Linked DNA regions of Mus musculus: region 1 is linked to region 2. Evidence: chromatin loops called from intact Hi-C (ENCODE). Cell type or tissue: left cerebral cortex. All regions are shown on one strand. Each heading gives the region's core, and the rest is flanking DNA. Links, peaks and the distances in the headings are about the cores only.

Evidence for each region. A loop is a pair of places that touch in the nucleus more often than their neighbours do. Peaks named below come from ENCODE experiments on the same cell type or tissue, not always from the same donor. Only the 100,000 strongest peaks of a DNase experiment are listed, where the experiment ranks them.
Region 1: it touches region 2 in a loop (7-fold over the local background); 3 of 42 quality-filtered maps call a loop at or near these places.

What each region holds. Positions count from the first base shown.
Region 1 is chr6:101,931,053-101,944,076 of GRCm38, reverse strand. No RefSeq gene overlaps it. Among named protein-coding and RNA genes, the nearest start is that of Gm9871, 160 kb to the right of the region's middle. In left cerebral cortex, for the core only: no CTCF peak of the experiment used is centred there; DNase peaks (open chromatin) are centred at 5,141, 5,448, 6,152, 7,376 and 2 more places; H3K27ac peaks cover 3,751 bases.
Region 2 is chr6:101,989,719-102,002,565 of GRCm38, reverse strand. No RefSeq gene overlaps it. Among named protein-coding and RNA genes, the nearest start is that of Gm9871, 220 kb to the right of the region's middle. In left cerebral cortex, for the core only: no CTCF peak of the experiment used is centred there; DNase peaks (open chromatin) are centred at 4,123, 4,745 and 7,668; H3K27ac peaks cover 323 bases.

The DNA.
Region 1 (13,024 bases), core at 2,863-10,862, 61 kb after region 2:
AAGAGACAGATAGCTAAATAAGTCTGTAACGCATGGACTAGGAAGATACTTGTTAAGTACAGTTAGAGGGGTTGCAGTGGCTGTCCTCTGTCATGATGTCAGAAACAGGAGGATGCTGTGCCTTTCTACAATGTTCTCATTGATTAAATACCAGTAAACTCACAAACTATATTAAATTTCAAGCTGTAACTCACCAATTATTCCCAATTTCACTACATATGTGACTCTGGGTACTGCAGGCTTTTTATTTTAATCAAAATTTCTACAATGAGTTCAAACCATTTATTATACTTCATACAGTGATGTGTTCATGTATGTACATGTGCGTTTCTTTTACACAAAGGGTTATGAAGGCCACAGATTACTGATACATATGCCACTGCACGATTCTGGTTAAATTATTAATTAATCTAGTCACAGGTCCTGGAGGACACCGACCCTACTGAAGGCATAGTCAGGTGGCATGAGACACACAGCTGCCTGATCAGGAAGAATGACATTTAAGTTAAAAGCCTGAGGGCAGAGTGAAGATGTCGTGACCCATCAAGCTAACCAACGACAGGTGCTCTGGACTGTTGTATGCAAGGTGTAAGTGTCCTTTCTTCTGTATGGTCTAGGAGAGAAAGTTGTATCTTTCAGAGTCCTAATTTTTATATGGTTTTGATATGTCTATGTGCCCATGTGTTCCTAATTTAATTCCGTAAGTTCATAGGTGGTAATAGTCTGCTTGCATGAATAAATTAGCTCTGAGTATGTGCTGTGGTTTGTGTTGGACAGATGAGGTTGTTTACTTGCATAAACAGGCTACAGAAACATTCTGTCTCAGCAATCACACTGAAAATGCAGCCAACTTCTCTTATGTAAAACTGCATCATTTAGGGCAAGGGCCAGACTGAAAACCAATGTTCCACGCAAAATTAAGTAACTTAGAGCAGAAGGTGGCCTGAGATCCACCTGTGGTAAAGATGGGGAATCGGGATAGAGACACATACATGCTTGCTTCTGTTTCCTGAATTGACATGTGCAAGCAACTAAATTCTGTGTATCTTAAGGCCAAAATATTTGCTTTAAAGGTAAGTAAAACTTTAATAGAGAATCATCCTGACTGAAAAACCAAGTGTATAGAATAAAGTAGTCCTGTAGCTAGAGAGATGGTTCAAGTGATCAAGAACATCTACTTTTCCAGATGACCCAAGTTCCATTCTAAGCATACTTTGGATGATTCATAACCATCTGTAACCCCACCTTCAGGAAAATCCAATGCCCTCATCTGGGCTCTGTAGGTATCCAAACACATTCATATAGATACACACACACACACACACACACACACACACACACACATTTTTAAAAAATATTTATATCATTAAATTCTAATTGAAGTTGTAGAAACCAGAAGTATTATCTGGCCCTGATGGAAATGAGTTTTCATGATTAAAGCAAAACTTACTTATCTCAACAAAAAATGCCAAACTCTGATTGTTGAAACTTCTAATTTTTTTCTTAATTTTTTATTAGGTATTTTCTTCATTTACATTTCAATTGCTACCCCAAAAGTCCCCCATATTCTCACCACCCCCCGACTCCCCTACTCACCCACTCTCACTTCTTGGCCCTGGTGTTCCCTTGTACTGAGGCATATAAAGTTTGCAAGACCAAGGGGCCTCTCTTCCCAATGATGGCCGACACCCATGGAGGGACTTACAGAGACAACGTTTGGAGCTGAGACGAAAGGATGGACCATCTAGAGACTGCCACACCCAGGGATCCATCCCATAATCAGCCTCCAAACGCTGACACCATTGCATATGCCAGCAAGATTTTGCTGAAAGGATGCTGATATAGCTGTCTCTTGTGAAACTTCTAATTTTTTAAAGGAGATGTTGAACTTGATTGGAGCTATTGTCTTCCAATATTAGAGCATTGAATGCATTAAAACATAATTGTAAAGGAAACGTAGCCATCAACGGTGCACTTACATAAAATGCATCCCTGTCAGTATTTTATGTAAATTAACTGCAGATGATGCATAACCTGTAGCTACTAATTTACAGGAAAATCCACACAGAAGACCCATGTATACATCAGAGATGCTGGAGTGAATTTGCTTCGCAGATGTCAGGTTCAGTCAGTAGCCACAGAGAAGTAACGATCAACTGTATCTCCACTGGACAAAATTTGCATTTCTATGGGACAGGAGCTACTTGCACAGTTATCAGTATTCTACAGCTCCCAGAGTTGTACAGTAGTTCAAAGACATGAGAAGAGATTTGATAGAACAGATAACCCAGGCAATACTGGCCTTCTATTAAGAAAACAAAGTCATGTTTTTTGCTGAGTTTCTGAATGCTTCATACAACCTTGTGCTGTAGAGCCAGAATCTTTACTACAGACATGCAGTCCATTGCTAAGGCTTTCTACATCCCTGGGACACCATGAAGAAAGAAAGAATAATCTTTGAATTTTGTGATGGTCAGAGGGTCTACAAGAGTGTTGCCCAACTCCCTTGCACAAATGTCTTCTTCTTTGTCATATCCCAATGTTTACTAACACTTACCTTATGGCTGTAAAAGCTGTCAGATAAATAGGTAACAGAAATGCAGTGTTATTCAGTGTTAAAAAGAAGGTGCAATACAGTGCATAGAAATGCATGCCTGTCTGCACATTGAAGAATTTAGCAAGCCTGTCCAATTAGATTCAAGCCAACCTGTACCAGCGGTAAAGGTAAGACATGTAGAATATCAATGAGATGCAGAGAGAAGGTGAGTTGAGGAGACATCACTGTTCTCTTATAGAAAGAGTAGGTTGAAACTCTTGTTAGTCATTAATCTGTGAGCTGCTTATTAGTTGTTTTCCATTTTTGATTTTATTTTGTGTAGGAGGAAGAGGTAGCAGGTATAGACGTGCCATGGATTACATATACATTACATTATATTACAGAGGATAGCTTGTGGGAGTCAGTTCTCCCCTTCTGCGAGTCCTGAGAATTGAACTCAGGTTCCTAAGTTTGCTGGAAAAAGCAACCAGCCAATGAGCCCTCTAACTACCCCATCCCCATCAACTCTGTAACAGTAGGAACAAACCTTTGGTTTTCTATCTCTTGCTTCAAAGACGATTGAAATTGGGGAAGATTTAGTTTTGTAACATGGCACCTAATCATTTACTGAAATCTGCTGTGTTCACAAGGCTCACCCCTTTGAGACTGTAGCTCAAAGAGGGCTACTTTGTGTTTTTAGGGTAACACAGTTAAGCAATGGAGTCCACAGTGTGAGCTCAGCTTTTTCTGGAAACCAGTGTTGGTATAAATCCTGAAACATTAACTTGAGCTAAGTTAATTGCAGTCTTGAATTTAAAATACCTACTTCATAAGCCTCCTCCCTATGGAGCAATAATTCCCATGGTCTCTAAACCATTTTGTCAGGGAGTTAGGGAGGATAGGTAGATATATGATCAGAGTACCTATTTCCAGAAAGGCTTTAGCCTTGCTGGTGAAATAATTTAATACTTGCATATTTGTGTTAATTCGAATGGTGTGACCTGTGGCAGCAGGCACATTTAATCACCAGCACAGAACCTGCTGTGTTAAGAGTAAATTTATTCTGACTTAATGTTTGTCGTGACATGTAAGCCATCCGCTTCCCCAGTGTTTTGGTTTAAATCAGATTCATCTCTGTCTTGGAGCAGAAATGATGTGTGGACAGTTCCAATGTGCTTTTTCAGCAATGTTTTCCTTTGCTCTTAAAACAAAGACCCCTTCTGCTTTGATTTCTCAGTCTAATCATCACTGGTGACATTTTTCAAGACTGTCCACTGACCTGTCTCTAGTCGTTATGAGAAATTCTTACCTAAGCTGGCTTTTGCCTTAGAATTGTGTGTGTTCATTTGCGAAGCACATGAGACTCATGAGGAACGAAGACCAGGGTGTGGACACTTTGCCCCTTCTTAGAATTGGGAGTAGAACGCCCATGGAGGGAGTTGCAGAGACGACGTTTGGAGCTGAGACGAAGGGGTGGACCGTCTAGAGACTGCCATATCTGGGGATCCATCCTGTAATCAGCCTCCAAACGCTGACACCATTGCATACACTAGCAGAAATTTGCTGAAAGGACCTTGATATAGCTGTCTCTTGTGAGACTATGCTGGGGCCTGGCAAACACAAAGGTGGACGCTCACAGTCAGCTATTGGATGGATCACAGGGCCCCCAATAAAGGAACTAGAGAGAGTATCCAAGGAGCTGAGGGGATCTGCAACCTTATGGGTAGAACAACAATATGAACTAACCAGTGCCCCCCGGAGCTCGTGTCTCTAGCTATATGTATCAGAGAATGGCCTGGTCTGCCATCAGTGGAAAGAGAGGCCCACCCATTGGTCGTGCAGACTTTATATACCTCAGTGCAGGGGAATGCCAGGGCCAGAAAGTGGGAGTGGGTAGGTGGGGGAGTGGTGGGGGAGGGTGGGGAGGGGACTTTTGGGATAGTACTGGAGATGTGAATGAAGAGAGTACCTAATTAAAAAAAAAAGAATTGTGTGTGGTCATGTCTTTGTGTGTGATGGCAGTGAAGCCTCCCAAGGTCCAAGTTGCTTTTGGTAAGAATATTGTTTCCTGGCAGATTGCTGGAGGCCTCAAGAGATCTGAACCTCCAAGATTATCAGGGCTGATGTTTGGCACTCTGGAATATCTCATAGCACCTCTAGTCTTCGCCACCAAGATACCAGTAGATCTGCCTCTCCTAATGGTAACAAGAAAATATAATTTTGGAAATAACTAAATTGCACCTTTCTCCTTAACTATTGATTAAATCTAATCGTGGTTGTAAAAGTTTAAAATTATCAACCTCTATGTCTCTAAATTTCAAAAGTGTATAATGAAAAATATACACTTCTTTTGAATAAAATCAGAGAATGATATGATATTGGCGATGAGCAACGCATTGTGCTCCAATATGAATTTTATAGAGAGCACGAAGACTTGACTCTTATGCATGCAACACCACAGTTTGGTTCTAGGCCAATTCGTCTGTTCATTCTCACGCTGCAAGTACTGTATCCATGCAGATTCCCTTCTCAGATGGGACAATTTGATCCTAAGCACAAATTGCATAAGTCCATTCCATGCTGAAGAGCAGCCCCTTTAAAAACAATGAACAATGAATAACTGATTCAGCCCATATGCTATTCTGCGGTGTCTATTTTCTCTCTCTCTCTCCCTTACTGTTATAAAATGGCACAGAACTTTCTTAGAGCAGGACACAGTTGTGAATTCTGTGTCAAATAATGGACTTGAGCTATTTGTATGAACTAATCAGCTCCCTTATTAGGTGTGCCAATTAGTTTAAATTCTTCCTCATTAAGGACAACTACAAGAGTGTAAACATCTCCCCTAGTTAAAACCCCAAAGAATGTCAAACTGAGCATTTATGATGCCTTTTTGCAAACAACACAGCTGCAGTGGTGGCTGAAATAGCTTTCATGTGGCTCACCTCATCAAAATACAGAATATGTTTGTATAAAAACTGTACGTTACTTAAACTCACCTCTGGTGTCCGGAACAAGCCATGGGTTTAAGCATTATTAAGACTATGAATCAGGTTCGTTCCTGTTCTGTTGGTAGGTGGCCTTTTGTCCAGAAAGAACCTTGATTAAATAGAACTTTTATCTTTTATAATTATATTCAATTTGTTAGGAAAAACAAACATGGTAAATTACAATAATAAGAACCAGGGACTTAACCCTTACAGGATTCTGAGCTTTTCTGAAAGCAGCTTTGAAGCATCATCCTCAAGTCCTTTAATTAGAGGGTAGAAAGGGGGAAATCTCTTTCTAATTCCCCACATTTAAAGAAATAAAATAGAATCTTGGTTGCCCCGCAACATCCCCCCTCACTCCCCCCCTAATTTCCCGCCTCAGTTGGAAAAGCGAAAGCTCCAGATTCCAGCCTGAAAGAAGCCTCAGCCACATCAGGGAAAACCTTGGAGAAGGGACATTGTGATTGTTAATGGGGAAACGCAGCCTGTCCCACGTGGCTCCAACCTTCTCAATCAGCAGTCTTTTCTTACCTAATTACGGGATTCTGAGAGAACCCAATGAGGTGCTGTCAGATTTACATTGGAATTATTTTAAATGTTATCACAGTAGCCATGGTGATGGTATATAAATGGACAAAATACTAAAGAGCTGGAGAAATGTCACCATTACACCCACAGTAGCTCGCTTTTAGCATCGGCATGAAGTCAGCATATTTTAAGCTTTTTGCGTCCACCGAAAAGCCGGACTTCTGGTTAAAATAACTGTGGTGGAAAGAGTTTAATTAATACTATCAAGATGATCTTCATTATTTTAAAGTTCATTGATCTTTAAGAGGTGGATCCTGGTCACTGGAGCCTTTGAAGGGGAGATTACATCCCCTTAACCCTTCCTTTCCTCTTGCTTCCTGGATGAAACTGTTTCATCCCCGGTGTGATTCCAGGCCAAAGTATAATGAAGTAAAAACAGGGTTCTGTCTGTTTCCTTATTGCTTTTTGGTTCCCTAGGGATTAGGACCCAGATGCAGCTGTCTCTTGTGAGACTATGCTGGGGCCTAGCAAACACAGAAGTGGATGCTCACAGTCAGCTAATGGATGGATCACAGGGCTCCCAATGGAGGAGCTAGAGAAAGTACCCAAGGAGCTAAAGGGATCTGCAACTCTATAGGTGGAACAACATTATGAACTAACCAGTACCCCGGAGCTCTTGGCTCTTTGGCTTTTTTAGAGCACTTAGAATGGAAAAAAATGGAAAAAAAAAAAAGAATATGGGATTTGTTCCCCATCCCCCAAATTAGTTATTTTTCTACTTTGATTGTGCTTTCTATAGCCATGTGGGAAAGTGCAAGGGACTAGTTTTTCCTGTATATTTAATATTTTATAAAATCTAGAAATAAAGTAATTATCATAGCCACAATTCCAGTTATTGTGTCCCTTGGTTGTTTTAGATTTACTTTATTTTTAACTATGTGTATGTTTATGTGTGCATGTGTGTGTGTATATATGAGTGTAGATACCCGTGAAAGACATCCTATCCCTGGCAGCTCGGGTTATAGGCAGTTGTGAGCCACCTAACAACTTAAATTGCTGTTTAAATTTCAATTTCAATTTAACTTGGAGCTTTCAATTGAACCTAGTTCCTCTGCAAAAACAGCAAGTACTCTTAGCCTATGAACCATCACTGCGCCCCGGAAGGTGCCATTTATTAGCATGAGGTTAGATTTCACTTCATGGTGAACTTTCACAGTAAAATACAGTTCACATAGTCTCATTGGTTTAAAAAAATGGGGCACAAAGAAACCATTGTGGAATTTTCACTTCATCGGATGCTTTTTTCCCCATCTGTCTACATATCTGTGTCACAGATGCAAGACAAACACAAGCTAGATCTGTTTCTATAACCACTGAAAGATAAGATAAAATAACGTATTTCAGCCAGTCATCTTTCTGATGGTTCAGAATAGGCGCTGTGAATCTGCAGACTTTGTAGTGTTGCTATTGTACTAGTTGGTTTGGGGAGATGTCACAAAGAGTGATTACAGTGGTTTATAAATGGTACAATGGAATTCTTTCTCCAAGTTCTAGAGGCTGGAAAGCCCAAGAGAAGACTGCTCTATCTATACTAAGTCCACAGGCTTTACATTGGAAGATTCATTAGCTTATGTCACTAATTGGGGGCAGGTGAAGTCTGGAAGAGGGAATCAAGGATGTTGAGGTATGTTTTGAAGGGCTAGCCTAAAGTGAGGAATTTCTTGTACCACAGGCTTCCTCCAGAATATACTGCTTAACTATGGGCCCAAAGCAGCAGAGACAGTTGACCATACACTGAAATTTCTGAACGGTGAGTCAAAAGATAGGTCTCTTTTTTTCAGTTGACTACCTATGATATTGATTATCAACTAGCCTCAGCTCAAGAATCAGCTGGGAGACAGGCATGTGGGCACACATGTGAGAGATGATCTATATATTTGGTCAGCTTCTGCCTGTGCTTGTGAGAGATTAGCTAGCTTTTGACAGATATTTGTCTCAGGAATGAGAAAAGTAAGTCAGACACTCACTCCATAAGGTATTTTCTTACAGTAATAGAGACCTGACTAAGTGCATCAAGTTTGAGAATCTGACATGACACACACCTATTTTTTTTTCTTTTTTTTAATTAGATATTTTCTTCATTCACATTTCAAATGTTACCCCTTTCCTAGTTTCCTCTTTGAAAGTCCCCTAAGCCCTCTCCCCTCCCCCTGCTCCCCAACCCATCCACTCCTGCTTCCGGGCCATGGCATTCCCCTGTACTGGGGCATATAACCTTCACAAGACCAAGGACCTCTCCTCCCGTTGATAGACAAACAGGCCATCCTCTGCTATATATGCAGCTAGAGACACAATCTCTGGGGGTACTGGTTAGTTCATATTGTTGTTCCACCTATAGGGCTGCAAACCCTTCAGCTCCTTGGGTACTTTCTCTAGCTCCTTCACTGGGGACCCTGTGTTCCATCCAATAAATGACAGTGAGCAACCACTTCTGAATTTGCAGGCAATGGCATAGCCTCAGAAAATATAGCTATATGAAGGTCCTGTCAGCAAAATCTTGCTGGCATATGGAAGAGTGTCTGGGTTTGGTTGTTGTTTATGGGATGGTTCCCCTGGTGGGGCAGTCTCTGGATGATCCATCCTTCAGTCTCAGCTCCGAACTTTGTCTCCATAACTCCTTCCATGGGTATTTTCTTCCAGATTCTAAGAAGGAACGAAGTATCCACACTTTGGTCTTCCTTCTTCTTGAGTTTCATGTGTTTTGAAAATAGTATCTTTGGTATTCTAAGTTTCTGGACTAATATCTGATTATCAGTGAGTACATATCATGTGTGTTCTTTTGTGATCAGGTTACCTCACTCAGGATGATATCCTTCAGATCCATCCATTTGCCTAAGAATTACATAAATGCATTGTTCTTAATTACTGAATAGTACTCCATTGAGTAAATGTCCCACATTTTCTGTATCCATTCCTCTGTTGCGGGACATCTGGGTTCTTTCCAGCTTCTTGCTATTATAAATAAGGCTACTATGAATATAGTGGAGCATGTGTCCTTATTCCACATTGGAACATTTTCTGGGTATATGCCCAGGAGTGGTATTGCTGGATCTTCTGGTAGTACTATGTCCAATTTTCTGAGAAACTGCCAAACTGATTTGCAGAGTGGTTGTACCAACTTGCAATCCTACCAGCAATGGAGGAGTGTTCTTCTTTCTCCACATTCTTACCAGCATCAGCTGTCACCTGATTTTTTGATCTTAGCCATTCTGACTGGTGTGATGTAGAATCTCAGGGTTGTTTTGATTTGCATGTACCAGATGATTAAAGATGTTGAACAATTTTTCAGGTGTTTCTCAGCCATTCAGTATTCCTCAGTTGAGAATTCCTTTTTAGCTCAGTACCACATTTTTTAGTAGGGTTATTTGGTTTTCTGGAGTCCAACTTCTTGAGTCCTATACATACATACATATGTATTTGTATATGTATATGTATATGTATGTGTATGTGTATGGGTATGGGTATGGGTATGGGTATGGGTATGGGTATGGGTATGGGTATGGGTATGGGTATGGGTATGGGTATGGGTATGGGTATGGGTACGGGTATGGGTATGTAGATATATATGATATTAGTCCCCTATCAGATTTAGGATTGATAAAGATCTTTTCCCAATCTGTTGGTGGCCTTTTTTTTTTTTTTTTTTTTGGCTTATTGACAGTGTCCTTTGCCTTACAGAAGCTTTGCAATTTTATGAGGTCCCATTTGTCGATTCTTGATCTTAGAGCAGAAGTCATTGCTGATCTGTTCACGAATTTTCCCCTGTGCCCATATCTTTGAGGTTCTTCCCTAATTTCTCCTCTATAAGTTTCAGTGTCTCTGGTTTTATATGGAGTTATTTGATCCACTTACACTTGAGCTTTGCACAAGGAGATAAGAATGGATCAATTCACATTCTTCTACATGATAACCACCAGTTGAGCCAGCACCATTTGTTGAAAATGCTGTCTTTTCTCCACTGGATGGTTTTAGCTCCTTTGTCAAAGATCAAATGGCCATAGGTGTGTGGGTTCATTTCTGGGTCTTCAATTCTATTTCATTGATCTACCTGTCTGTCGCTGTACCAGTACCATGCAGTTTTTATCACAATTGCTCTGTAGTACAGCTTGAGATCAGGGATGGTGATTCCACCAGAGGTTCTTTTATTGTTGAGAACACTTTTTGCTATCCTAGGTTTTTTGTTATTCCAGATGAATTTGCAAATTGCCCTTTCTAACTCTGTGAAGAGTTGAGCTGGAATTTTGATGAGGACTGCATTGAATCTGTAAATTGCTTTCAGGAAGATAGCCATTTTGACTACCTTAATCCTGCCAATCCATGAGCATGGAAGATCTTTCCATCTTCTGAGATCTTCTTCAACTTCTTTCTTCAGAGACTTGAAGTTCTTTTCATACAGATTTTTCACTTCCTTGGTTAGAGTCACACCAAGGTATTTTATATTATTTGTGACTATTGAGAAGGGTGTTGTTTCCCTAATTTCTTTCTCAGCCTGTTTATCCTTTGTGTAGAGAAAGGCCACTGATTTGTTTGAGTTAATTTTATATCCAGCTACTGTGCTGAAGCTGTTTATCAGATTTAGGAGTTCTCTGGTAGAATTTTTAGGATCACTTATATATACTATCATATCATCTGCAAATAGTGATATTTTGACTTCTTCCTTTCCAATTTGTATCCCCTTGATCTCCTTTTGTTGTCTAATTGCTTTGGCTAGGACTTCAAGTACTATATTGAATATGTAGGGAGAACATGGGCAGCCTAGTCTAGTCTCTGATTTTAGTGGGATTGCTTCCATCTTCTCTCCATTTAGTTTGATGATTGCTACTGGTTTGCTGTAGATTGCTTTTATTATGTTTAAGTATGAACCTTGAATTCCTGATCTTTCCAAGACTTTTATCATGAAGGGGTATTGGATTTTGTCAAATGCTTTCTCAGCATCTAATGAGATGATCATGTGGTTTTTGTCTTTGAGTTTGTTTATATAGTGGATTACATTGATGGATTTCCGTATATTAAACCATCCCTGCATCTATGGGATGAACCTATTTGGTCATGATGGATGATTGTTTTGATGTGTTCTTGGATTGGGTTTGCAATGATTTTATTGAGTATTTTTGCATTGATATTCATAAGGGAAATTGGTCTGAAGTTCTCTATTTTTCCTGGGTCTTTATGTGGTTTAGGTATTAGAGTAATTGTGGCTTCATAAAATGAATTGGGTAGAGTACCTTCTGTTTCTATTTTGTGGAATAGTTTGAGGAGAATTGGAATTAGATCTTCTTTGAAGGTCTGATAGAACTCTGTACTAAACCAATCTGGTCCTGGGCCTTTTTGTTGTTGTTGTTGTTGGGAGACTATTAATGACTACTTCTATTTCTCTAGGGGATATGGGACTGTATAGATCATTAATCTGATCCTGATTTAACTTTGGTACCTGGTATCTGTCTAGGAAATTGTTCATTTCGTCCAGATTTTCCAGTTTTGTTGAGTATAGCCTTTTGTAGTAGGATCTGATGATGTTTTGGATTTCCTCAGATTCTGTTGTTATGTCTCCCTTTTCATTCCTGATTTTGTTAATTAGAATACTGTCCCTATGCCCTCTAGTTAGTCTGGCTAAGGGTTTATCTAAGACTTTCTCAAAGAACCAGCTCCTCGTTTGGTTGATTCTATAGTTCTTTTTGTTCCCACTTGGTTGATTTCAGCCCTGAGTTTTATTATTTCCTGTCATCTACTCCTCTTGGGTGAATTTGCTTCCTTTTTGTTCTAGAGACACACAACCTACTCTTACTGTATCCTTACATGAACATGAATTCTCCTCGGAGGGTTGCAACCCTCTGGCACAATCATTTCTCAATGCCTTGTGATCATAACTTCAATGTATGCATTTCAGGGACAAACAGTATTCAACCCATAGCAACTATGCCATCTGGAAGCTATGACAAGTACTGAAATATGCCTTTTGCTCATCTTTTTGTGCACATATTTTTTCAACTCTGCTCTGCACAAATCTTCTAAAGCATCATCAAAGTTGCCATGCAGAAGGAAAGCAGCCCGCCGTCCCAGAAAGAGAAGAGAATAAGCGCTCTTTAAAAACAGGCCAGCTGGCTACCAGAAGACACATTCATAGGCAAGGATTATATCTCTGCTTTTTAAAATAATTTCATATTTGCTGCAGCGCTGCCTCTAATGGAGACCATCCATGTCTTGCTTTCTGTCACTTGTACCATGTAGTTGATATAGACCAATATCATACAGATACCAAGGGACGACTGAAATCATAACTATGAATAAATAAATATAAAGAAGAATGACAAAGAAAAAGCATGAATAATAATAAGATGAAGATAAGTCTCTGAGATGAGTTGATCTACTCAAGAATCTTTCATATCAATCTAGATTCAACTACCAGACCTGCAAGTACTCTGTGTGTGTGTGTGTGTGTGTGTGTGTGTGTGTGTGTGTGTGTGTCTGCGTGTCTGTGAGTAGTGTTTGTACACATGAGAATGTGCATATTTCTGTGGTATATGTATAGAGAGACCAGAGGCAGACATTGGGTGACTTCTTCAATTGCTATCCACATTAATTTTTGAGAAGGGGACTTTCAGTGAACCTGTATGTCCTCAGTTAGCTAAACTGGCTGGCCAGTGAATTCCAGGTATCCTTCGGTCCCAGACTCCCAGTATTGGAATTAGGAATTACTGGCATGCAATTCTGCAGTTGTTTTGTTTGTTTGTTTGTTTTGTTTTGTTTTGTTTTGCATTGTTGTGACAGGCACGAAATTGGGTCTTCATGCTTGTGTAGCAAGCCCTTTTTCAGCTGAGAATTTTTTCCTGCCTTGTTTATGTGTGACTTTTAGGTCTTAGAAGTTTTCCAAGCCTATCATATGGAAGTGTTTGCATAAGTATTCCACTTC
Region 2 (12,847 bases), core at 1-8,000:
TTTTATTAACATATGGTGTTAGGGTTAAAGTGCATATGCTCTTGTATCATAGGCTAGTGCTCTACCAACTGAGCCATATATTCAACCATTACATCCTCTTTTAATTTCATTTGTGTTAAGTGATCACACAACCCAAGGGGTTAGCATTCTTTCTAGAAATGTGTTCATCCATGTCAATGAATAAACACTTGTAGGAAGCCAACTCTAAGATGGTGCCGGTTTCTGGTGTGCTGTTGTCATAAACAACACCACTGCGCAGGCGTAAGCCCGAGTCTGGTGCCAACCCCTCCAGAGCCGGTACATGCTAATTAGGTGACAGCGGTTCAACCTAACCCAGGAGGACACGAAGCCTTTCCCTGTGCTAGAGTGCATATAAGCAGACCTCCCTGGGTGCCCGGGGTCCCCATAGCAGCATCGAGGCTTTCCTGCAATAAAGGCTGTTGAGAAGAATCCAACCATGTTGTGTCTTCCTTGCTGGCCGAGGTGGGCACAACAAACACTCATTTATCCAATGTTCAAACTCAGGGTATTGCTATTGTAATCCACTAGTATCATTGTCCCAAATTACAGACTAGTTTTGTGTACATTTCAGCATTTTCATCTCACTCAGCACACACTTTCATAATACCTGTGTGGCTCATAAGTGGGCTAAATACATGCACTTATTTTCTCCACCAACCTAGTTGTCCCATAAGAGATCTTGTTAACTTGTGACTCAAAGGAGCTCTCTTTCATTTCTCTCATTTAACAGTAAAAAGAAGACATAAAATTACCCCTATATCCAAGCTAATTCTTAGTGTTCCAGACTCATCTCAGTTATTAGTGAAGTAATTCTTTATTTCCACTCAGTGAAATGCCAGAAGGTGAATATTCTAGATCTGAGGATCCTGTGGTCTTTGGTGTCTAATTCATTTACTCTCAACTCAGTGCAATTGTCATAATACTGGTGGTTTCATATATAATGACATTACATAGTAACTATGTTTTGGAATAAAACTTCATTTGCCAATACAGGTAGGCTAGCCTGTCACATGGGCCTGGATTTTTCTAGAGTGGTGTTCTATGTAGCCAATGCTGGCTTTCTTCCCCATATGTATTTCACTCTCCTGAGAGGGTAAAAGAACTATAGGCAGAGTGATATTGATTAAAGATGAGTGGTATCATGATTCTTGGGCTTCATTTGTAAGATCTCAACCACATTGAATAAAATACATAGAAATATATCCTTCTGCTAGGAGCCCTGGACCTTTACAACATATGAAGGGCAGAGAATTGATTTAAATGTCAAAAGAAGTGCAGAAGGTAGAACTAAACTGTGCTAAAATAGATCTGTCCCTCAGCATCTTCTAGTTGGTCAAGCGTTAAGAGTTAGCTAAGCAACTATGTGTCACACATGTATATCTAATCACACTAATATGCATGCATACCTCTATAAGAACCAAATGGAATAATGTTTCTTCTCATATCCTCATTTATTATATCTTTATTTATAAATCTCTTGGATATGGCTTGACTCAAAAAGGCAAGGAAGTGTAAACTTAATAAGTCTATCAGGGAGATAAAGGAAGATGATTGTGAAACCTGATGCCAATCAGTTATTAAAGATACTGACAAGTGCACAGGATAATATAGGAGCTTCTAGAAAGAGAACAGCAGGCAAATTGGGCTGCAGCCCTGATATAGTAAATAGTCTTAAAGAGACACCATCCACTTAAAGGAAAATGCTCATAATAGTTGAGAGAATGAACCAGAACATAAAAAGATGGGAAATAGGGAATAGATATGAATCCTAGTGTTCAGAACTCTCTCTCTCTCTCTCTCTCTCTCTCTCTCTCTCTCTCTCTCTCTCTCACACACACACACACACACACACACACACACACACCCCTGACAGGGGAGCAAATGGTTACTGCCAATTGCTACGAATAAATTGAGATCAACAGGGATTTTTTGCCTTTTAAAAAGTTTAATATTTGATCCACTATAAACTTTGTTTTTTATTCTGATTTTTCAATATTCTATCAGATTTGTCTTGGTTCTTGATAGCAGAAGTGTCCCATTAAACTTTCTGATCAAAGCAAGAGTCTCACCTTCTATATCCTGTGCATGAAGGATGACTCTACATAGTTTCATAATGAAGTAAAGCTACTTACAGGTAAATGCAAATGTCACCAGAGATGAAGATGTGCTTCTGAAAGTATGCCTGACTCTATACTTCAAAATCAGAATGGTCCTTCATGTTATCTAGAAGAAGAAAAGTTCTCATCTGGTGAAAATCTGCTTTCTTTTGGGAATGGCAGGATGTATTTCTCCTGAGAATTTTACATAATGTTCACTTGCCTTGACCTAAAGCTTTCCTTAGGAACTGAGTGTGTACCTCCTTGCACAAACTCAAATGCTAATCTTAAGTACTTTCAAGATTTTTTTTAAAGCCTTACTTTGTAAAATCCTGGATTTTAACTAATTTCTTTTCTTTTTTAGAAGAAGGTTGCATTAATTTATCTTTCAAAGCTCTCATAGGAGAGCATGAAGAAAAATTGGAGATATATGAAATTGTGGTCCCAAGGCAAATTCAAGCTGTTTGTGTTACTTTTAGGTAAAAAAGTATATCACCAATATCCAAGGATCCACTGTAGTTATTATTTATTTTTTTGTTTTCATGTGTATGTTTGCCTGTGTGAGTGTATGGCATGTGCGTGCATGTGCCTGCAGAAGCGAGAAGCAGATATTAGATCCCCTAGCACTGAGTTCCAAATATTTGAAGCCACTCTTGAACACTGAGCCATACACAGCTCCATCCCTTGCTTTAGCTGTTGCCACATTCAGACGGAAGAAGCTGATCTGTAGCCAGTCACTTATTATTTAGGTCCAGCGCACTTTGCTCTTTCTTTTTTCAAATATAAAGCAACTTGTCATTTTTCTGACTGATTGTAAGTGAAAATATTTAATAAAGATCTAGTTTGGAATTCCAAAGGATCTAAATTCATTAAAGTGGCCAGGGTCTAAGATTGTGTATACCCCACATACATGCGGTATGCATAGTTGATAACATAATATCAAGATTACTTATATTGCAAAACGAAGGATCCTATCTGCTTTTCATTTTATCAAACTTTCTATGTATTTGTCTATACTATTGTTTGGATAGTGTATTGGACTGTTTTGAACCAAAAAGTAGTTGCAAAATTGATTTTAAAATTTAAAACCGAAAACAAAATTTAAGAAGCTCTTAGAATTAAAATAGTCAAGTTGGAGAAAAGGAAGCAAGCTTTAATTCAAATACACTGAAGAAGTGCGTGAACAATTCTCCACAGCAGAACAGGTACTGTGCAACTAGACCTTGTACAAACGCTCAGATTAAAATTACCCTAGGCTCAGTTAAGTTGAAAAAAATCAATAAATTTATTGCTTGAACAAAATGCTTAAATCTTACATTTGAATTCACCTGCACAACGCTGAGATTCCTAAAGTAAGATATTCAATTTCCAAGTGCTTAAAAAAGCATAACTCCAGCCACTTCAAAAAATAAAACAAAATATAGAAAAGGTCATCTTCTGCATTTTCCTTAATAGCCTGCAATGACTGAAATGATAAAAAAAATAAAAACAAAAACAAACAGGAAATAATATCCTAAGTAATGATTTTTAATCTTAGTAGGAGCAACTCTGCTTCAATTTTGAACATTCTGATTTCAATTTTGCAATACATTACTGTCTTTAAAGATATTTCTAACTCTGTCTTTAAAATTTTGCTAAGACAAAAAAAAATACCATTACCACAGTTTCACATCTAGTGGTAGTATATTATGTTGGTTCCTTAACTTGAAATATATGAATGAATATTCCAAGTTACATTTAAATATTTAAAATTCTCAGTTGCTGTTGTTAGAGAGTCACAGTGCCCATTGTTCTACATTATGAGCAAGGCAGTATTCAAGTGTTTCAAGAGGACCTGAAGGTTCATGGGAATCCCATAGCCACCTAAGAGATTTGACAAAGTGACTTTGTCATGAAAATGTTTGTGCCTCCCAAGCTCTTACAGACTCCCCAGGATTTTCTTGAAGGGAACATGACTCTTGGACTCCTCACAGTGGAGTGCACCGCTCTCCTGACAGTGTGGGTGCACTCATTACATTCAGCATGGTTCCTCTTTTTTATGATGTTGCTAATCTTGATTTAAATTGAACTCCTCCTGCTGGAGTGCATGTGTCCTCCATCTGAATCCCTTCTGTTCTCGTTGCTATAGTGACCAGCAGACATCTGAAGATCCCCCCCCCCCCCCTTGAAGCACTACTTTTCTTCACTTGTTACCTTTGTAGGTTCACATAATAAAGAATGTCATCCCAGTTTGCAGGTTCAGCTTTTATTCTCAGATCTAAAAAAAAAAAAAAAGCCACCATATTTGTGCGGAATTGCAAAGGAATTATACAGAATTTACAGGTCATAAAAGAGATCATATTCTGAGTTACAAAGTTAGTATTATCTTAGCAAAGTATGTGTTTTCCACAGTCTCTATTTCCATGTTCAAGGCAGTTATCCATGGGGAAAAAAATTTGTACCCCAGGGAACATTTGACAAAATCTGAGGTGTATTTGATTGTCAGAAAACCTGGGATTTCTACAGGCGTGTAGTCAGTAGAAGAAGCTGGAGAGACTGCTAAACATAGTGTAAGGAATAATGAACAATCTGACTCAGTGTTAACAGGGCTGAGCTAGTGAAGACCCGCCTAAGAGGAACTGTAGCTCATCGCTATAAATAGCACTGCACTGTGAATCTCCCAGCCTGCCAAGATCACAAGTTTGAGTGAGGCTGGTTTTCTAGTGCTCAGTGTGAGGCCCACGAGAGAGAGACAAGATGTTTAGATGTCTATCTTAAATATTGGTTTGAATATCAATTAGTCATTGAAAGAAAAGATTTATTTGTGAAAATGTTCGAATAATTCTAAAGTCTTCCTTTCATCAATTCTCGTTTTATGATCAACTCACAGAAATACTTTTCTAGCTCATTGTCTTTATTAAAATGAGATGTAAGAGAGCAAAGAAGGGTCAGTTTCAGGCATGTCACTGTTTTCTTGGGGTTAAACCATGTCATATGTGATGATAACGATACAAAGGATCTGTTGAGCTTACTCATCCAATTCTGTGTGTGTTATATTTGGGGGCGAGGGGGGGTGAGGAACAATGAAGAACATTTCTCCATAGAAAGTTGAGTGTCCGTGCTTGAATTACTTAACCCTAAGGTTAGTCATCTACATATCAATGATAAATGCAGAGCATATATAATGCATTATCACAGAGCCATATTCAAAGGAGATATTTCTCAATATAGCAAATTTACAATAAAAAAAAAAAAGAAACCGAGTGAGTGCCATTCCTGACCACAGTTACCCTGCTTTCCCAGAGTTTTCTTCTTTCTGCATTATATTGCCCCCGGGACTCACTCTGTCAAATATCATATAAATTGTTCATTTAGAATGAAAAGGACACAGCACATAATGTGCTTGGAGCTTTTACCAGGGCATAACACAAAGGTGAACAGAATATTCTGTAGGCTCATTGGCTCTGCACTTCCTGAATAAAATTGAGTGTCAATATTAAAGGCACTTGTGGTAGGATTCTGTTTAGAGTAGTGTTTTTGTCTCTCTAGCATCCTATTTTCTTACCGAATGCTAACCCTTTGATTACCCTTTAGAAAACTGTCACCCTAATTTATGTCTAAGTATATGTAGTATAACTTGGGTCAGTCTTGTCTAAGCACAACAGATAAGTGCTAAGATTAGGTCCTGCCAGGAAGTATCATTGTGGCTATGGGACATAATCCATTGATTAGGAACTGATAGGTAATTAGATTTACAGCAAGAAACATACTTTAAATCGTCACAACCATCATCTGTTGTAAATGTAACTAAAGATTAAGGTAGCATGATCTGAAAACAGGGCCCAGGAATGGGAGGAGGACCACTTCCAGCATCAGTAGATCATCTGGATCCACCACCCCCTAAAGGCAGCTAGTAACTCATATTTTAGTGGCATGCACCAATAAATTAATCTTTTCTGTTTAAGCCCATTTGATGTTGTTTTCTACTACTTGTAGCTAAGATTACTGAAAATTGTTGTTACTAAAAAGATCTCAGAGATATGAACTAGGTGACACGGAAGAAAGCTCCTGCATCTTAGGAAATGCTATTTCTAGTCTTTACCTTTTATTGAAACTAGATTTTTTTCCCCACATAATATATCCTGATTACAGTACCCCGACCTGCTATACTACTTCTCCCAGCTTCTTCAACCCTCTCCTCCCAGCCGGATCCTGCCCCCTTCCCCAAACACACACACACACACACACACACACACACACACACACACACACACACACACCTCTTTCTGTTTCTCAATATAAAGGTGGTTCTCGTCTTTTTACCCTTCTTTAATATATAAACTTAACTATAAATTAGCCAATTGTTTCTAATCTGACATTTCTTATTCTCCTCTAATGGACATGTGATATTTTAGATTGACTCTGGTCTTATAGGGAGCTGGTTATCTCTGTTCTTATTATCACAGAGTAGCAGTCCAAGGAAGGAAAGAATTCCTTTCCCTGTTTTCCATTGTGGAGTGCAGATGATTGACACACCAAACATCGACAGTGAGATCAGTCAATCTTGTTGATTCAACAAAAGTTACCACCTGCCATCAAAGTCTTTTCAGTTCCTGAAGCTAACTTGCAAAACAGGTGTAATAATCACACCTGGAAATGTTGAGCAGAGTTGACATTCTTTATCTTCCCTGTGGAGTAATGATTTGAGAAAGAAGAGAGAGGAAATCATTCCATTCTAAGCATAACCTTGAGTTATTAACAGTATTTAAAAACAAACACTACTGCATTTCTGATGGTGAGAAGCAGAAGCCTTCCTGGACTTATCTGACCTGCTGCCCACTGTAGTTCTGTTGCAAATTGAAATCAATATCAATAGAACTTGAGAAATTTGAGCATTAACTATAGGTAGGTTAGGATACACTGTGATTTTTTTAACATGTTCGTTGAGAGGAAAGACCAAATGGTGGATAATAATGAAAGTTTAGAGCAATTCTCTTTTGAATGTAAATATCCTTATTATCTTTAAGCTCCTGATCTTCGAGGTTAGCTGCATAATGTAATCTCTTGGGATATATATTTCCTAAGGTATAAATAATTTAAATATGCACGGTGAGATATGTCCTGAATCAGTCAAATTAAAAAAAAAAAAACACTTCTCTATGTTATTTTAATGCATAGTTGGAGTGTTACTGCGGCAAGTTGCTACCTGTGTGGTTTTCATGTATGCATGCTAAGATTAGATTATAAATGCATTTGGTCTTATGTGAAGTCAAGATTCTATGTTCAAGTGTGAATAACAGGGATGGAAAACTTCAGTTGCATTTCTGGAATGAATGTGTATAGGGACATCTCTGTGTGTCTATTATTTTCTGCTATCCTGATTTGATAGTGGAATCTCTGGTAACATAAGCATTGCAGTCCTGGATTTTATTGTAATGTAGATCTGAGGGCTTGTTAATCCTGCCTATGATATCACTTTTTCCAAGGGTGGAACATGTGGGTGCTTCTGAGACATATGTTATGGCCTCCTTTTCTGTTCAAATAGATAAGGATTAGGCAAATGTCAAAGCCCGGCTTCCACCCCTCATATGTCCCCTCCTTCATTCAGAGCTACCTCTTTCTCTTCTGGCTCCCTTCTCAGTGACATGCCTCTCTGTGTCCACAACTTTAATTTACTTAAATAAATTGAAGAAGCAGATTTTCAAGATCACATGCCCTCTAGGTACTCCATAACAAGAGCTTCCTAACTCATCCCAGGCATGGCTAAGATTACAGATAACTCAAGAATATTCTGGCTTTAGGTTCAGAAGCAGAAATGAAGTGTTCCCTTCACCTAGTATCAAGCATTCTACTGATATTCCCAGATTCCCAAACATCATCTATTTCTGAAGTAAGAGGTGGAGATGTCTTCAACAAAGACCTAAATTACCTTCTCTCACAAAACCTGATGCAAATTTTATTTAAGATCATCCTTTTTAAGTATTAGACAACAGAGAATAACAACATGCACAGGATTTTCTTTTCTTTGGCAGCATAATCAGCTTTAGGAAATTTGTTTCCTTGGATGAACATTTTATAGGCTCATCATACAGAGTGATGAGCAAGCCTTTTTTGTGGATCCACTTTGGAAAATAGATGCTTGGACCAGAAAAAAAGAAATGCTTCTCATTGGTCAAATGAAGTGATTGAACTGAGGAAAAAAAATCTGGAAAAAAGTAGAGAATCTTTGTGGCAGCTGTGTTAGGAAGAGGGGAGAGAGAGAGAGAGGGTGCCACTAATGCAGAGACAGATTCTCTTTCAGGTGAGTGGAAAGAAGCTATCTAAAGAACATTTCATTCATATTATTTGGTTAGATTGGAACTAACAATTGTTTCTCTCTCTCAAAACCTACGATACCCAAGATATAAGATACAATTTCTTAAACACATGAAACTCAAGAAAAATGAAGACTGAAGTGTGGACACTATGCCCCTCCTTAGAAGTGGGAACAAAACACCCATGGAAGGAGTTACAGAGACAAAGTTTGGAGCTGGGATGAAAGGATGGACCATGTAGAGACTGCCATATCCAGGGATCCACCCCATAATCAGCATCCAAACGCTGACACCATTGCATACACTAGCAAGATTTTATTGAAAGGACCCAGATGTAGCTGTCTCTTGTGAGACTATGCCGGGGCCTAGCAAACACAGAAGTGGATGCTCACAGTCAGCTAATGGATGGATCACAGGGCTCCCAATGGAGGAGCTAGAGAAAGTAGCCAAGGAGCTAAAGGGATCTGCAACCCTATAGGTGGAACAACATTATGAACTAACCAGTACCCCGGAGCTCTTGACTCTAGCTGCATATGTATCAAAAGATGGCCTAGTTGGCCATCACTGGAAAGAGAGGCCCATTGGACATGCAAACTTTATATGGCCCAGTACAGGGGAATGCCAGGGCCAAAAAGGGGGAGTGGGTGGGTAGGAGAGTGGGGGTGGGTGGGTATGGGGGACTTTTGGTATAGCATTGGAAATGTAAATGAGCTAAATACCTAATAAAAAATGGAAAAAAATAAAAATAAATAAAAATAAAAATACCTGCCCAAATAACCCATTTCTCATGGGCATGTTCGAATATTGGAATATCTGTTTTCTAAGTTTAAAAAGTATTTAGCCTATGATCCTGTTATATTCTGAATTTTGGAAGGACTTTCCCTGCCTGTGAAAGAGAGGCTAATGGTCTTGTAAAGATGGACAATAACGCACTTATGGAAGTCCACAGGGCACTATGTTGTTCCCCTCAGACCTCATCTGAGCCTTAACCTTCCATGCCTCACTGTTCTTTGGACCTAAATTTATATTAACTTCTGAGCAATGTGTGCTTCAGCTGTTCCTTGTCTCTAGAACAATCTGTCCTGAAATATCTGCACGGCTTGCTTCTCCATCTGCCTCCAAGCTTTTCACAAATACCTCCTATTCTGCAACTAGGATGAAAGCGGTAGAGCTCCTTTGCAGACTGCCAACCCCTTTGTCATGTTCTATTTTGCTTCCCCATAACACAACTCCCAGTATACATCAATATTTGTATATTATTTTTGTCTCCTCTACTCCTTAAATTTAAGAACCATGAAGCCAGAAGTTTATGTCATTTTTCTAACAAGTCTTCAGAATCTAGAACACAGCCATTTGGGTGTCAGTGAGGGGTGTGTGTGTGTGTGTGTGAATGTATCATAATGCCCATCCAAACTTTCAAGTTGCTCATAGGAGATCAGCACAAATCACTCTTTAGACATAGCTCATAATGTTGCTTTGGATCAATGGCTAGTAAATTTAGAAGACTAACAATACATTAATTTCTCCATGGTGATACTTCCACCTCAGCTCTTAAAGATTCTTAAATTCTATACATCCATTCTAAAATAATATACTTAAAGCAAGAACACTAAACCTGAGACTGTGGTGGCCTGGCTTTGTATAATTCTAATAACCTGTGTCTGGTCTATCTATTTTTTTACTTCCATTGACTTCAAACCTTCTCAACAGTCACAAGATGTACATGCCCTCTGCTTGGGTCAGGATTGCCTCAAAAACGAACTCTTACTTTATTAACTTAAATTTAGTCATCATGCCTCTCTTCGAGTTATTTTACTTCCATAATTCCTAAAGTTTATAAGTTTTTCTTGAAGTAAAAAAGATCAGATGTTCAGGGTTAAGAAGATGGCTCAGTGGGTAAACATTTGTCATGCAAGCCTAAGTACTTGAACTTGAATCTCTAGAGACAAGCAGCCCTGGGTGCAATAGTGTATCTCTGAACTCTTAGGGTTCTCATAGTGACTTGGAAGATGGAGACAGAACTCCTGGGAGCTTACAGGCCAGCTAGCCTGGTATACGCTGTGTCAAAAACAAGTGTCCTTGTTTCAATCAAGGTAGAAGATGAGAAATGACATCTATATTCTTTGTGTGGCTTCTATGCACAAAGTGTAGAATGGCTATGTGTCCTCATTTGCATGTATGAACACACCCACACATAGAACCCAAACAAGTAATCAGTTGTTCATTCCTGCCTTTGTTTTATGGCTGGGTAGCTGGGCATTTATTAATTTACTTTCAGCTTCATTCTTTATGTCTATGACATGGGCACACCATTTCAATTCTTTGGTATTTATAAGATGAGTAGGATGTCCCAACTTCATGGGCATCATTGACCTCATGCTGAATACTAAATGAGATGATGCCTAGGCAACACATGTGGAGACATTGCTATGGAAAGTTTCTCTTATCATTAATTCTTATATTAGCTTTTGTTTTTTTAAAGAGACATTCATCTTTTAAATATCCATCTTCAACTTTCTTTCCTAATCATCTTAGCAAGGAATCATCATTAGAAAGTTTTTGCCTGCCCAAGCAGCCTATGATCTAGTGCCACAGAGATAATTAAGTGCTTCTTATATGGAGATTGGCATGCTCGCTAATAACTTAAAGTTGAATCTAATGCCTAATACTTGACTTCATATAGAACAACATAAGCTAATTATTACTTCATGATAGCCCCTCAGGAACTTAAAAATAGCTCCCCTGTCTCCATAGGATTCACCCATCAGACAAACAGTAATGTCACAATAATATTAATTGCTCAAAAATAATAGTCACCCTACCATGTTTATATCTCTCTCATCACAATTATTCCTTTATGAGGATACATAAGTGGTATCATGTAAGCAGAACACTCTGCTTAGTTATATACTAGAGATTGACTTTCTACATGACTGTCTTTGTGTATAAGGTATATAAATGCTAATAGATAATATACTCTGGGGATTATCTATCAAATAATGTTGAGAGAATGTTTTATTTCCTCAAAGAAAGCCCTTGGTGCCTAGTTTGTGAAGCGTAAGTCAGTAGGTCTTAAGAGCCAACATGTTGGACCTGGCCTCCATGGTACAGAACTATAGCAAAATTTTCCTTTTGTGTTTTGGAAACAGCACTTTGCTTAGGAAGAATGAGATTTGGTTGGCTACCCTGCTCATGATTTGCTTCACTCTTATTTTATTTGGAGAAAACGATGAAAGGAATAAGTAGCAAGTTCTCTGTGTAGCAATAAAGATGCTAAAATCCAGCCAGGCAAAAAGCCAAACAAACAAACAAACAAAAATTAAGTACATAAGTAAAAGGAATAGAAAATATTTGTCTTAGTCAGGGTTTCTATTCCTGCACAAACATCATGACCAAAATGCAAGTTGGGGAGGAAAGGGTTTATTCGGCTTACACTTCCATGCTGCTGTTTATCACCAAAGGAAGTCAGGACTGGAACTCAAACAGGTCAGGAAGCAGGAGCTGATACAGAGGCCATGGAGGGATGCTCTTTACTGGCTTGCTTCTCCTGGCTTGCTCAGCCTGCTCTCTTATAGAACCCAAGACTACCAGCCCAGAGATGGTCCCACCCACAAGGGGCCTTTCCCTCTTGATCACTAATTGAGAAAATGCCTTACAGTTGGATCTCATGGAGGCATTTCCTCAACTGAAGCTCCTTTCTCTGTGATAACTCCAGCTGTGTCAAGTTGACACAAAACTAGCCAGTACAATTGACCCCTTGTCAACTTGACACACAAAAACATCACTAGTAAGCCTCAACCCTTACAATCTTATTCATCCCCAAGATCTAAATAACTTTAAAAGTCCCAGTCTTTACATATTCTTAAAATTTCAATCTCTTTAAAATATCCATCTCTTTTAAAATCCAAAGTCTTTTAACAATTAAAAGTCTCTTAATTGTGGGCTCCACTAAAACAGTTTCTTCCTTCAAGAGGGAAAATATCAGGGCACAGTCACAATCAAAAGCAAAAATCAATCTCCAACCATCCAATGTCTGGGATCCAATTCACAATCTTCTGGGCTCCTCCAAGGGCTTGGGTCACTTCTCCAACCATGCCCTTTGTAGCACACGTGTCATCCTCTAGGCTCCAGATGCCTCTACTCCACTGCTGCTGCTGCTCTTGGTGGTCATCTCATGGTACTGGCATCTCCAAAACACTGCATGACCCCTTCAGTTCTGGGCCTTCAATTGCAACTGAGGCTGCACCTTCCTTCACCAATGGCCTTCCATGGCCTCGCACAGTGCCGAGCCTCAGCTGCTTTGTGTGACCCCTTCATGCCTTCAAAACCAGTACCACCTGGGTGACCCTTACATATTACCAAGTCCTGCTGCAGCAGGAGTACATCCTTGGCCATCTCTGGAACACAGCCTCTTTGTGCTTTCAGAAAACACTTCCC